Regions from separate parts of the Homo sapiens genome. Here region 2 is linked to region 1. Evidence: read pairs that join two places in POLR2A ChIA-PET (ENCODE). Cell type or tissue: GM12878. All regions are shown on one strand.

Region 1 (4,000 bases):
AGAATCTACAGAGCCTTTGAAGGAACTGGATCACCAATCCAGGCTCCCTGAGATGCCAAAAAACTGTGAGTCTGCTTGGTTTCTCAACAGGAAGGCTCGTGGTCTGGAGCAAGTTCTCAGCCCAGGTCACTGGCTGCCTGGAAATAGACGTGGTACTGTTGTGGGGGCACAGTGGGAGTGACGCTGGCCTTTAGCACTGCGGGCTGCATGGGAGCAAGGTGAGGCCTTAGACTGCCAACTTTCCCCACTTCCTTGGTGACTCAGAAGAGGCAGCCATAATCCCCTTGGGAATATAACTCCATTGGACTGGGAACCACACCCCCTGACACAGGAGCCACAGCAAGCCCCGCCAAATGAGAGGCTGAGCTCAGACACACCTATCCCTGCTCCCACCTGGTGGTCTTTCTCTACCTGCCCTGCTAGCTGAAGACAAAAGTTATAATCTCTTGGGATCTCTATGGCCCTGCCCACCGCCTGAGAAACCAGAATACTTAACCAGGTTTGCATCCTTCCTATAAAACCACAGCCAATGTGATCTTGCAAGTGCCACCTCCCGACTGGAGGCCAACCAACACAAAACCGGTGCACCAAACAAAAACACAACCAAGGATCCTCACAGAGTCCACTTCACTCTCCCGCTACCTCCACCAGAGCAGGTGCTGGTAGCCATGGCTCTAAGACCTCAAGATAGATCACATCACAGGACTCTTTGCAGACACTCCTAGTACCAGCCCAGAGCCCAGTAGTTCCACAGGGTGGCTAGACTCAGAAGAGCAAAAACAGACACTACAGTTCAGCTCTCAGGAAGCCCCATTCCTAGGGGAAGGGGGAGAACACCACATCAAGGGAGCACCCGGTGGGACAAAAGAATTTGAACAGCAGCCCTTGAATCCCAAATCTTCCCTCTGACAGTCTACCCAAATGAGAAGGAATCAGAAAAACAATTCTGATAATATGACAAAGCAAGGTTCTTTAACACCCCCAAAAGATCATACCAGCTTACCAGTGTGAACCCAGAAAATCTGAAATAGGTCTCAATTTAGAAAGTTTATTTTGCCAAGGTTGACGATGCACCCGTGACACAGCCTTAGCAAGTTCTGACGACATGAGCCCAAGGTGGTCAGGGCACAGCTTAGTTTTATACATTTTAGGGAGACATGAGACATTAATCAATATACATAAGAAGTACATTGGTTCAGTCTGGAAAGGCAGGACAACTTGAAGCAAAGGTAGGAAGACTCAAAGTGGGGAGGGGACTTCCAGGTCACAGACAGGTGAGAGGAACAGTTGCATTCTTACGAGTTTCTAATCAGCCTCTTCGAAGGAAGCAATCAGATATGCATCCATGTCAGTGAGCAGAGGGGTGACTTTGAATAGAATGGAAGGCAGGTTTGCCCCAAGCATTTCCCAGCTTGACTTTTCTCTTTAGCTTAGTGATTTAGGGGCCCCAAGATTTATTTTCCTTTCACATCAGCAATGGATCCAAATCAAGATGAAATCTCTGAATTGCCAGAAAAAGAATTCAGAAGGTCGATTATTAAGTTAATCAAGGAGGTGAGAGGAGAGAAAGACCCTCTCACATTGTTTTATATTGTTTCATATTCAGTAAAAACAACAAGGAAGTAAAACCAAAGACAGGCAGCCTGGCGCCAGGCCCGAAACCAGGCCTGGGCCCACCTGGCCTAAACCCAGTAGTTAAAAATCAACTTATGATTTAGAAGCAGATGTTATTCATAGATTCCTTACATTGTATAGAAGAACATTGTGAAACTCCCTGCCCTGTTCTGTTCCTCCCTGACTACCGGTGCATGCAGCCCCTGTCACGTACCCCTTGCTTGCTCAAATCAATCACGACCCTTTCATGTGAAATCTTTAGTGTTGTGAGCCCTTAAAAGGGACAGAAATTGTGCACTCGGGGAGCTCGGATTTTGAGACAGTAGCTGGCTGATGATCCCAGCTGAATAAAGCCCTTCCTTCTACAACTTGGTGTCTGAGAGGTTTTGTCTGTGGATCATCCTGCTACAGAGGTACCAGAGTAAAGTGAAGTCCAACTTAAAGAAATCAAAAACATGATACAGGATATGAAAGGAACATTCTTCAGTGAAATAGATAGCATAAATAAAAAACAATCACAACTTCTGGAAATCAAGGACACACTTAGAGAAATGCAAAATGCACTGGAAAGTCTCAGCAATAAAATTGAACAAGCAGAAGAAAGAAATTCAGAGCTCAAAGACAAGGCTTTTGAATCTGCCCAATCCATCAGAGACAAAAAAGAATTTTTAAAAATGAACAAAGCCTCCAAGGAGTTTGAAACTATGTTAAATGTCCAAACCTAAGAATAATTGGTGTTCTCAAGGAAGAAGATAAATCTAAAAGTATGGAAAACATATTTGAGGAAATAATAGAGGAAAACTTCTCCAGCCTTGCTAGAGATCTAGACATTCAAATACAAGAAGCTCAAAAAACATCTGGGAAATTCATCACAAAAAGATCATCGCCTAGGCACATAGTCATCAGGTTATCTAAAGTCAAGACAAAGGAAAGAATCTTAAGAGCTGTGAGGCAAAAGCATCAAGTAACCCATAAAGGAAAACTTATCAGATTAACAGCAGAAACCCTACAAGCTAGAAGGGATTGAGGTCCTATTTTTAGCCTCCTTAAACAAAACAAGTATCAGCCAATAATTTTGTGAAACTAAGCTTCATACATGAAGGAAAGATACATTCTTTTCCAGACAAACAAATGCTGAGAGAATTCGCCACTACCAAGCCAGCACTACAAGAACTGCTAAAAGGAGCTCTAAATCTTGAAACAAATCCATGAAATACACCAAAACAGAACCTCCTTAAAGCATAAATCTCATGGGACCTATATAATAATAACACAATGAAAAAAAAAACCCAAGGTATTCAGGCAAAAAAATAGCATTATGAATAGAATAGCTCTTCATATCTCAACACTAACATTGAATGTGTATGACCTAAATGCCCCACTTAAAAGATACGGAATGGCAGAATGAATAAGAATTCACCAATCAAGTTTCTACTGTCTTCAGGAGACTCACCTAACACATACGGATTCACATAAACTTAAGGTAAAGGGGTGGAAAAAGATATTCCATGCAAATGGACACTAAAAATGAGCAGGAGGAGCTATTCTTATATCAGACAAAATAAACTTTAAAGCAACAACAGTTATAAAAGACAAAGAGGGACATCATATAATGATAAAAGGACTAGTCGAGCAGGAAAATATCACAATTCTAAATATAGATGCACCTAACACTGGAGCTCTCAAATTTATAAAACAATTACTACTTGACCTAAGGAGATAGGCAGCAACACAATAATAGTGGCGGACTTTAATACTCCACTGACAGCACTAGACAGGTCATCAAGACAGAAAGTCTACAAAGAATCAATGGACTTAAACTATATTCTACAACAAAAGGACTTAACAGATATTTACAGAACATTCTACTCAACAACTGCAGAATATACATTCTATTCATCAGCACATGGCACATTCTCCAAGACAGACCATATGATAGGCCACAAAACAAGTCTCAGTAAATTTAAGAAAACTGAAATTGTATCAAGTACTCTCTCATACCACAGTAGATTAGAACTGGAAATCAACTCCAAAAGGAACCCTCAAAACCAGGCAAATACATAGAAATTAAATAACCTGCTCTTGAATGATCACTGGGTCAACAATGAAATCAAGAGGGAAATTTAAAAATTCTTTGAACTGAATGATAATAGTGATTTCACCAGTGGAGAGTGTCCAGGCTCTTGGCATCTTGAACAAAGAACTGGACAAAACACACAAACAAAGCAGGGAAGGGATGAACAGGTTTATTGAAAAAATGAAAGTACACTCCACAGCGTGGGAGTGGGCCAAAGCATAGGAGCTCAAAGGCCCCGTTACAGAATTTTGGGGAGTTTAAATACCCGCTAGAGGATTCCATTGGTTACTTTGGGTACACCCTATGTAA
Region 2 (4,000 bases), 200 kb before region 1:
CATAGAGAAACTGATTCCAAATTTATATAGAAAGGTAAAAAATCTAGAATAGCCAAGCAATTTTTATAAAGAAGAACAAAGTTGAAGGACTCTACTATCTGGTCTGAAGACTTACTAGAAAGCTACAGTAATCAAGACAGTGTGGCAGTGGTGAAAGAATAGACACCTATATCAATGGAACAGAACTGGGAATTCAGAAATAGACCTGCACATAGGTGGTCAATTGATTTTCAACGAAGGCACAAAGGAAATTCAGTTGTTGTTTTCAACAAATGGTTTCGGCAAAGATGGAGAGGGACTAGAACTCTCATACACTGCTAGTGGAAATGCAAAATGGTACAGACACTTTGGAAAACAATGTGGAAGTTTCTTATAATAAATTTGAACATACTCACTATAATATTCAGCAGTTCCACTCTTCAAAGAAAAAGTGGCTGGGTGCAGTAGCTGATGCCTATAATCCAAGCACTTTGGGAGGCCAAAGTGGGAGGATTGCTTGAGCCTAGGAGTTTAAGACCAGCCTAAGCAATATGGTGAGGCCCTGTCTCTACAAAAAAGGAAAAAATTGGCCAGGCATGGTGGTGTATGCCTGTGATCCCAGCTACTCAGGAGACTGAAGAAAGAGGATCGCTTGAGCCCAGGAGTTCAAAGCTGCAGTGAGCTGTGTTTGTACCACCGTACTCCAGCCTGGGCAACAGAGAGAAATCTTTTCTCAAAAGATAAAATAAAATAAAGAAAGAAATAAAAAGTGACATTCCTTCAAAAACCTGTACATGAATGTTTACAGTGGCTATATTCATAGTTGTCAAAAACTGGAAACCACCCAAATGCTCTTCAGCTATTGAATGGATAAATGATTGTACAACCATATGATGGAATACTACGCAGCAATAAAAATGAACAAACTATAATGATACCTACAACATGGATGAGTTTCTACTGCATTATGCTAAGTGAAAGAAGTCAGATTTAAAAGGACAAACATGTATGATTCTACTTATATGACACTGTGTCAAAGGTAAAACGATGGAGACAGAAAACAAAGCAGTAGTTGCCAATGGCTGGACTTGGGGGGAGGGCTGCTATGAAGAGGGATTTTGGGGGGCAATGGAACACTCTATATCTTAATTGTCAAAACTCATAGAACTGTATGCCAAAAAGAGTGGACTTTGTATAAATTTCAATAAAAAGAAATGGAGCAATTTACAGCTCACAACTGCAAACGATATTTACTGGGCATGTACCATTTGTTGGGGCTTCTGCTGGCCCTGAAGACACTAAGATTAAATGAGACAATCCTGGCTGGGTGCAGTGGCTCATTCCTGTAATCCCAGCACTTTGGGAGGCGGAGGTGGGCGGATCACTTGAGGCCAGGAGTTCGAGACCAGCCTTGCCAACAAGGTGAAACCCTGTCTCTACTAAAAATACAAAAATTAGCTGGGCATGGTGGTGGGCGCCTGTAATCCCAGCTACTCTGGAAGCTGAGTCATGAGAATCTCTTAAATCGGGGAGGTGGAGGTTCCAGTGAGCCGAGATTGCGCCACTGCACTCCAGCCTGGGCGATAGAGCGAGACTCAGTCTCAGAAAAAAAAAAAAAAAAAAAAAAAAAAGACAATCCCTTCAGTCAAATTGCTTACAGATTAATTGGGGGATAAGGCATGATGCTAAAGGTTTGGAATTGCTGATGAGGAGTATTGCAGAGGGGGCCTGTTGTGTAGTCACAGCGTGCCATGAGAGCACCTAAGGAGAGGTCTCACATTTAGCCAGAGTGGCCAAGATGAGAAATAGGCAGCTTCCAAGAGGACGAAATGCTTGAACTGAGTTTTTGTTTTTTGTTATTTGTTTTTTGTTTTTTGAGACGGAGTCTCACTCTGTAGCCCAGGATGGAGTGCAGTGGCACAATCTCTGCTCACTGCAACCTCCACCTCCCGGGTTCAAGTGATTCTTCTGCTGAGTAGCTGGGACTACAGGCACACACCCACCATGCCCAGCCAATTTTTGTATTTTTAGTAGAGTCGGGGTTTCACCATGTTGGCCAGGCTGGTCTCGAACTCCTGACCTTAGATGATCCGCTCACCTCGGCCTCCCAAAGTGCTGGGATTACAGGTGTGAGCCACCCCACCTGGTCTTGAACTGAGTTTTTAAGGGTAAAAAGGGAATTAGGTAGGCAAGGAGGGGCTACAGACCTTCCAGGTAGAAGAAACAGCACACAGGGAGGCTCAGGGTGAGACAAGCTGGGGCCTTCAGGCAACTATAACCACATTGGAGTGACAAGAGTGAAGGGAGCTGGAAAAGCTGGCAGGAGATTTGATTAGTGGGTGGAAGTTACAGATAATCAGTTAAAAAAAAAAAAAAGCTTTTTGTTTGTTTGTTTGTTTGTTTGTTTTTTGTAGAGATGAGTTCTTGCTATATCGCCTAGCCTGGTCTCCAACACCTGTCCTCTGATCCTTCTGCTTCAGTCTCCCAAAGTGTTGGGATTACATGTGTGAGCCACTCACTGCACCTGGCCTCAAAGATCTTTGTTTTTATCCAGAAGACAGTGGGACAGGTTTTAGGCAGAGTAAGGAGAGGGATCAGATTCACGCATTTTCACTGCAGTGTGGGCTGCAGTGTGGGACCAGAGAGGGGGGCTGCAGGCTGGGGGAACAGGGAGGAAGCTGGGGCAGGGATGCAGATGAGAGAAGTCCAAGCTGCGACCAGGTGGGGAATGAGTCTAAGGACAGTGTGGGGAGGTGTAGGAGTAGAGTGGCCAGAACTTGCCTTCCACCTGATGTTTGAGTATTTGGTCTCAGCACCTTTGTGCTCGCTGCTGCTTCTGCCTGGATTAACTTTTCCTAGATTCTCTGCATAGCTTGTTCCTTCCCATTCTTCAGGGTAGGTCGCCCTCAGAGGGGTCTTTCATGACTTACCCCACTCAAAGGAGACCTCTCCTTGTCACTCACTCTCACATTACCCTGCTTATTTCCCTCATAAGTATCGTGCTTGTTTATGGTCTAAATAAGAAGAGGGCTCTGGAGCAGAGCCTGAGTTCTAAGCCTAACTTGGCCTCTTATTAGGAGTGTGATCTTGAGCAAATTATTCATCTCTACGTGCCTTAGTTTCCTCATTTGTGAAGTAGGAATAAGAATAACTGCTTCACAGAATTGTCATCAGGACAAGATGGATTAATATATATAAAGTACCTAGAACAATCTCTGGCACATAGTAAATTCTGTATGTGTTAGTTTTTACTATTACTGTTTTATAAGGACAGAGATCTTATTGGTTTTCTTTCTTTTCTTTTTCTTTTTTCTTTTTTTGAGATGGGGTCTCACTCTGCTGCCCAGGCTGGGGTGCAGTGGCATGATCTCGGCTCACTGCAACCTCCACCTCCCAGGCTCATGCAATCCTCCCGTCTCAGCCTCCTAAGTAGGTGGGATTACAGGAGGGCGCCCCTGCGCCCAGCTATTTTTTGCATTTTTTGTAGAGACCGGGGTCTCGCCATGTTGCCCTAGGCTGGTCTCAAACTCCTGAGGTCAAGCAATCCGCCGGCCTCGACCTCCCGAAGTGCTGGGATTAGAGGCCTGAGCCACCACACCCGGCTCTAGTTTTCTTTAAAATTGTATCCTCATCTTCCTAGCACAGTGCTTGGCACACAGCAGGCACTTACATACTTGTTGGATTGTTGACTGAACGAAGAAAGGCACTTTCCCATCTCCACCAGCAGATGACGCATGTATACCAAGAAAAGTTAAAGCTGACTCGGCTCCCACACGGATCGGCCAATAGATGTCGCTGCAGCTCCCTGTGGGGAGGAACCAAGACTAAGCCAGTAGCAGGGGCTGCCCAAACAGAGCCCTGGACAAAGATCCCAAACGCAGGGCCAGAAGTTGTAATTGTATTAAAAAGCCAAAGTTAGCCAGGCGCGGTGGCTCATGCCTGTAATCCCAGCACTTTATGAGGTTGAGACGGGAGGACTGCTTGAGCCCAGCAGTACAAGGTTACAGTGAGCTATGATAAC

Evidence for each region. Peaks named below come from ENCODE experiments on the same cell type or tissue, not always from the same donor. Only the 100,000 strongest peaks of a DNase experiment are listed, where the experiment ranks them.
Region 2: POLR2A ChIA-PET joins it to region 1 with 5 read pairs; 3 of 35 experiments call an interaction of 5 or more read pairs at or near these places.

Annotation. Positions count from the first base shown.
Region 1 is chr11:75,047,415-75,051,414 of GRCh38, reverse strand. No RefSeq gene overlaps it. Among named protein-coding and RNA genes, the nearest start is that of OR2AT4, 47 kb to the left of the region's middle. In GM12878, no CTCF peak of the experiment used is centred here; DNase peaks (open chromatin) are centred at 1,313, 1,744 and 1,991; H3K27ac peaks cover 2,459 bases.
Region 2 is chr11:75,248,570-75,252,569 of GRCh38, reverse strand. No RefSeq gene overlaps it. Among named protein-coding and RNA genes, the nearest start is that of TPBGL, 9.8 kb to the right of the region's middle. In GM12878, a CTCF peak has its summit at 3,733 (motif pointing right); a DNase peak (open chromatin) is centred at 3,729.